Regions from separate parts of the Mus musculus genome. Here region 1 is linked to region 2. A link is a contact called in ENCODE Hi-C or POLR2A ChIA-PET data. All regions are on one chromosome and are shown on one strand. The core of a region is the stretch at or near the end of the contact, and the rest is flanking DNA. Distances in the headings are between cores, read along the strand shown. Region 1 holds the start of Acot9 (acyl-CoA thioesterase 9). Region 2 holds the start of Sat1 (spermidine/spermine N1-acetyl transferase 1).

Region 1 (3,253 bases), core at 102-2,601, 46 kb before region 2:
AAATCCCAGCACTAGAAAAGTTGAAACCTGACAGACTTGACATGGGTCCGAGGCCTGCTAGTATTACCTGGTTTCTTGGCTAGAGATCTCAAAGCAATAAATAAATATACAGATAAGAGCTGGAAGTGGTGGCTCAAGCTCTTCAGGCCAGCACTGGAGAAGCATAGGACGGTAGATATATGGTGAGTTCGAGGCCAGTCTGGTTGATGATATAGATAAAGAAAGAGATAGATATCGATATATATAGATAGCCAACTTTAGGCCAGCCAAGGTTACACAGTAAATTCTATCTCAAAAACAAACAGGATGTTGATATGTGTTTAATCCCAGCACTGGGGAGGCAGAGGCAGGCAGATCTCTGATTTTGAGATGAGTTGGGTCTACATACAGTGAATTCCAGGAGAGCCAAAGATTCACAGAGAAACCCTGTCTCAGAAAAAAAAAAAAAAGAGTAAATTAACAAACAAGGGGTTGGAGAGTTGGCTCAGTGGTTAAGAGCACTTGTTGCAAAAAGACCTGATTCCCAGCACCCAGATGGAGGCTCACCACCTTCTCAAGCACCAGGCAGGCATGTGGGACACAGACACACATGCAAGAGAAATGTTCATACATAAAATAATAAAAAATAGATCTAAATAAAATTAAACCAAACAGATGAATCAGCTTAAGAGAGCCAAATGGTCTCTACAGTCTTTACAAGTATGATAACATACTTAAGACAGATTCCAAGTGTGTCATGCACTTAACCCCCAAAATGTTTTTTTTTTTTTTAAGAGAAAAGTGCTCGCAAGGCAAGGCAGAACTGAAAGTACTGGCTTTTGAAAAAAGGGGCTACACCAAGATTCCAGCCACACCCCTGGTGAGCAAAAGGATAGGAATTTCAAGGGAACACCCAACGTCTTCCCTTTTAAAAGTGTCAGCTGTCGCTAAAGTAGGGTGGTGGCATTTTTCCAGGGTAGGCCGGAGGACGGGGTCTGGCACTGGGTGCCTTTTCCTCCCAAGCCAAATATCCACCACCCCCATCCCACCCGCGGCTTCTTCCGCCCCGCTAGGCTCCGAGCCTCAAAGGGGAAGGCGTGGGCACTCCGGGGCAGCGCCCTTCCACGCCCTGCCACCTACCGTATCGCTGCCCGCTTCATGGCACTCCACTGCCTACCCACGGGTGGACAACCAAGGTCCTCCCGGGTAGAGACAAACCGGTAGCAGAAGAGCGTGAGCGTGAGGACACCTCCAAACACCGGCAACCGCGCCGGACTGAATCTTGGTTCCCACCTTCTAGGTGACGCCACAAGAGGGCCCGGGATAGGGAGGGCCTCACTGCAGGAAGGGCGGGGCTGCGCTGCCCGGGGTAGGGCTGTGCCGCCAGGGGGCGGGACTTCTGCGTAGAGAATGGCGGGTCCTGCTATTTGATTGGTCTGCAGCTGGAGACTGGAGACCGAGACAATGGAATTTCCCACTCAATCAGCTAGGTGGGGTCGGAGACTTATTTATAAGCAGGGCTCTTCCCTCCATTGTTAAGTAAATGAACCACTCAGCAAAGCACCTCGTTCCTCCACCTTGGTAGAACTCTTTTATTTTTGACACTTGAACCTTTACTCCCAGTCTGTAGTTCTTGCCCTTGGCATCATATGAGCAGCTTTTCAAAATATGGGTACCCTGCTTATTTTCCCAGAAGTAGGAAGACTGAGGCAAGAGAATTGCTACCACTTAGAGGCCAACCAGGGCTGAAGTGAGGTTTAGGCCGTAAGAAATAGTGTCCCTGTTTTTATTTGACGTTTTGGTTTTTAAAAAGATGAAGCTTAGTAAGAAAAATTAAGTTGAAGAGAATTTCAAGGGAGGCCCATTCTTGTTATCCAAGCAACCCAGGAAGCTGAGTCTGGGAGATCACAAATTCAAGACCTGCCTGATTACAAAGTTCTAGGCCAACCTGTGCAGTTTACTGCGCTCCAATCTCAAAATGAAAGGTTAAAAAAAAAAAGGATTGAGGGATAGAGCTAAGTGGCAGAGTGTGTATGCCTAGCATGCCAGAGTCCCTGGGTTCAAGTCCCAATTCCAAAAAAGGAGAAAAAGGACAGAAGAAAGGAAGTTTTCAGAATTAGGCATGATGGCACATTCCTAGACTCATCAATTATGAGAAGGTCTAATTTACCTCCGAGGAATTCCCTCACTCAGACACATGGCCAGGTGCTGAGTCACAATCTACTAATTATACAAGTTTACTTAAGTGACCCTTCATGAGACTCCAAAGCATTTTCTTAGAAAATAAGTCCTGAGCAATGAACCCCATAGACTCCACTGAAGATAATATCTAAAGTGAGAAATGTCTCACTACTTAGCTAATATTAGTTCTAAAGTCAGGAAAGCCCTATTAAAATCAGCCACCTAGCATTCATGTGTGTCTCTAGCTTAGTCCTTTAACCAGGCTAGAAAGATTAGTTAGCACACTTGTTCTTGCAGGGGAGCAGGGTTCCGTTCCCAGTACCCATGTGCCAGCTCCAACCACTTTCAGGAGGATCAGTTGGCCTCCTCTGGCCTCTGCAGGTACCAGGCCATACACATAGTATACATACATACATACATGCAAGCAAGCAAAGACTAATACACATAAAAATAAATGTGTTGTATTATTCTTTTAATGTCTTAGCAACCCCTATGTCTCATCGTTGTTCTTGTTGCCATTGTAAGACATTTAAGATGTATCACCGTTTGGAAAGCATGGATAGAAGGCAAAGTAAGTCACAAAGCCAGATAGAAAACATGTAACTGTGGAGAAAACATGCAACAATTATGCCATGATGAAATTCACTGTCCTTACACAAGTGATCTGCCAACTCACCATTTTCTTACTTGTGTTCCACATATAATGAAAAATGTAAAATGCCTAATGATAGATTAACGAATGCATTTTCACTGTCTTCACTACAAGTAGAACATTGAACTAGCTAAATGTTATACTATGTTACAGTTCACCCATGAAGTATGAATGAAAAGTATTAATAAACATAATCCCTTCTGCTAATAGAGATTCTGGATATCTGATTTAAATAAAGAATTTTCCTGGGAGTTTATGTCATCGGCTTTCAAGCTAATTTATGCTATGGTTTCATAGACTAGAGAAACTGTGTTTCTAAAATTGGCTCATTTCCTGTATTATATAGCTAACTCAAAAGTATCTAAATAAGCCGGATGTGATGGCACATTCCTGAAATACAAGGTTCCTGGAGACTGAGGCAAGAGATTCAGTCATTCTGAA
Region 2 (3,223 bases), core at 140-2,639:
CAGTAGGTTTAGAATTATTTCAAAATAAAAAGTTAAAGGAGCCAGGGCTACACAGAGAAACCCTGTCTCGAAAACAAACAAACAAAGTTAAAGGAAACAAAAGAAGTGCATGGACTGGAGCAAGTAAGGACAACAACAGCTTTCAATAGCAAAGAAAGCTGAGAGACGGTCAGATATAAGTGTGTAGAAAGAAAACTTCCAGACCTCAAAATCTATAAGCAGTGAAATCAACTCTTCAATAATGTAAGATGGCATACATCATTAAAGCGAATTATCAAGTGTTTCTCTCCTTCAGAAGGAAAGTCCACAAGGAAGAACAGATATTTAAGAAGGAAAGCGGGAGGAGTAAGAAAGAAAATGTTGCCAGGTGGTGGGGGGCAGAGGCAGGAGGATCTCTGAGTTCCAGGCCAGCCTGGTGTACAGAGTTCCAAGACAGACAAGGCTACTCAGAGAAATCTTGTCTCAAAAAATAAATACATAAATGGAAGGAAGGAAGGAAGGAAGGAAGGAAGGAAGGAAGGAAGGAAGGAAAGATAACATTTTAAATTTAGCCATTGCAACACTGGTTCTCAACCTTCGTTATAATGCAACCATTTAATACAGTTTCTCATGTTGTGGATTACTCTCAACCATAAAATTATTTTGTTTCTACTTTTTAACTGTAATTTTGCTGCTGTTATATTGTTATGAATTGTAATGTAAATGTCTGATATACAGGCTATGTGATATATGACCCCAAAGGGGTTGTGACCTACAGGTTGAGAACCACTAAGCTAGAAGGAAAGCAATCGAGGGATCCTAAGAACTGACCTTAGAACATACAAGAATAGCAGGCTGTGGTGAACATGTTTAATCCTAACACTGGGCAGACTGAGGCAGGCAGATCTATGTGATTTGTGAATTCTAGGACAGCCTGTTGTGACATAGTGAGTTCCAGGATAGTCAAGACTACATAGAGAGACCCTGTCTCAAAATTAAAACAAGATTCAAACCCACACCTTTCTTTAGTCATGAAAATGGTGACATCACCACATCTCAATGAACTGCCTGTGGAAAATTACTAGAGAGGAAAGGAAATTATGCCTCCAGACGACACTTTGAGAATGGCTGCTGCTCTCATCTTTCTGTCATACCCTAAAGCTGGGCTTCCTGAGTTTGCTTTTCTCGGCAATGTCGGGGTCACAGAGGCAATCCACATGTTCTATTTAGGAAGGTTACCAGGGGACAAGCTGGCATTCATATGCTTCCGGCAAGGATCCGCAAGGCGCCGCTAGAGGACATGAGGCTAGAAAGGCAGCAGCGCGCCTCGCCCTACCCCGCCCTCCGGGTTTGCGCCATGGGTGTCACGAGAGAGCCCGGAAGAGGGCAGTGTCTGGAACAGAGGGCGGTGCTTCGGCGGGCTTTCATCCTTACTGGTCGCGATCTCTCCGGCTCCCCGTCCAGGGAGGAGCTTCTGCGGACTTAAAAGGCACCGTCTTGCCACTTCTTAGCTGCGCAGTTTCCCCGAAGTAAGTTTGCCAGTTTTCTGTCTTATACTGAGGTTCGCCGGGTCATGGTGCCAGCCTGACTGAGAAGAGGACGCTCCCGGGAAACGAATGAGGAACCACCTCCTCCTGCTGTTCAAGTACAGGGGCCTGGTGCGCAAAGGGAAGAAAAGCAAAAGACGAAAATGGCTAAATTTAAGATCCGTCCAGCCACTGCCTCTGACTGCAGTGACATCCTGCGACTGATCAAGGTAGGTAAAAGTCCGGGCTCTCCCTAGGGCAGAGGGTAGGGGAGGCTCTGTTGACCGGGGAAATCCTCATCTGCAGTTCTGAGACGCAGCCAGGCCAGTAAATTCCGCCTTCTTGGCCTGCCAACCCCAGCCCGGGTCAGGCTCGGCTGTTCGGCGCCAGGCAGGACTCAGTCACCGCTCTACCCTGCCTGCCCCATTTCTCTTCCCGTGAGCTGGCTAGGCTGGCCAGGAGTTTCATTGTCCTTTTCTTTATATGTCGTCCCCAGGAACTGGCTAAATATGAATACATGGAAGATCAAGTCATTTTAACTGAGAAAGGTAACAAGGCGTGGCGGGGGAGGGGGAGGGGCGGGTAATATCTGTTTCCTGGCACCTCCAAAGGTCAACTCTCACTGTCTCTGCCTCCCCTGTCTTACAGATCTCCAAGAGGATGGCTTTGGAGAACACCCCTTCTACCACTGCCTGGTTGCAGAAGTGCCTAAAGAGCACTGGACCCCTGAAGGTAACCCCTGATCCCTGTCGAGAAGCCAGAGAGAACTAATGTTATATCAAACCCGTAGAGCCTACTGGGCAGAACCCGTGACTACGCGGGCAGAGGTTACTGAGGAGCTGGCTGGAAATAACAACCAGCCAGTGTGCAAATGACTGAGGAAAAAAAATATATGTGTAGTGTACTTTCTAATAGGGCGGGTTATGAGAGAGCTGTTTGAGCAAGTATCAAAGTTCTGTAGAAACCCGGAAAAGTTAGTTATAATGTCATTTGTTGTAATTCCGTTTCATAAAATGGTTTTTGTTTGACCCTAACCTAACTTTTTTTTTTTTTGTAATTGTGTTAAATCACATTTTTTTCTTTAATTTGTCCCAATCTTCAGGTTACAGTCTCTAGCTTCGCCATGTACATGGCCCTTCTGTGTACATGGATGGGCGGGGAGGTAACTAAAAGACCCTTTACACAATAAAGTAGATGATCATGATAAATGAGGTAAGGTCCTATTATCGCACACTTAAAACACAGTAGATCAGAAATTTATTTTCGCTTCCTGTCTGTCTGCAAAGAAATACAAAATGGCTAGAAAATTTAATTTGCAACCATTGCCTCTAATTTGCAACCTTTGCCTCCATTTGAAATTGAATTGACACTCCTTATGAGGTAGTCAGTTGTTAATTATTATTTTTAGTTATGTATTGACACCTTTTTTTTTTTTTTTTTTTTTTTTTTTTGCTGGCCCTTGTTGACTGGTCAGGAGACGGCTAAAAGGGGAAGTTGTTTGGGTGGGTGCTTTCTTGAGTTTTCTTCTGATGTTTGTTCCTTAGGCTCGAAGATAATCAGAACACGTAAGGGATGAACTAAGTTTTAGAAGTATGTGGGTGTTATGTAACACCTGTTTCTGGTTACTGCTATTTCTCCTGCCTTAAAGAGTGGGGGAAGTAAATTGAAAATTTATATGTGGGAGGGCAAGTTCTGAAAGTAAACATGGTTCTTTTGGT

The links. A loop is a pair of places that touch in the nucleus more often than their neighbours do. ChIA-PET counts read pairs that join two places held with the same protein, here RNA polymerase II (POLR2A).
Region 1: a map of left cerebral cortex shows a loop between it and region 2 (15-fold over the local background). The contact joins the promoter of Acot9 here to the promoter of Sat1 in region 2. A Hi-C loop is called at or near these places in 16 of 37 maps with a recorded cell type or tissue (Patski, T-helper 17 cell, T-helper 2 cell and 7 more). POLR2A ChIA-PET finds 5 or more read pairs at or near these places in 4 of 5 experiments (Patski and embryonic stem cell).

Annotation. Positions count from the first base shown.
Region 1 is chrX:155,260,541-155,263,793 of GRCm38, reverse strand. It overlaps Acot9 (acyl-CoA thioesterase 9), which reads right to left and starts at 1,351. Exons shown (of 15, transcript NM_019736.4): 1 at 1,120-1,351. The coding sequence starts at 1,139.
Region 2 is chrX:155,214,615-155,217,837 of GRCm38, reverse strand. Sat1 (spermidine/spermine N1-acetyl transferase 1) reads left to right here and starts at 1,389. Exons shown (of 6, transcript NM_009121.4): 1 at 1,389-1,735; 2 at 2,002-2,053; 3 at 2,154-2,237. The coding sequence starts at 1,670.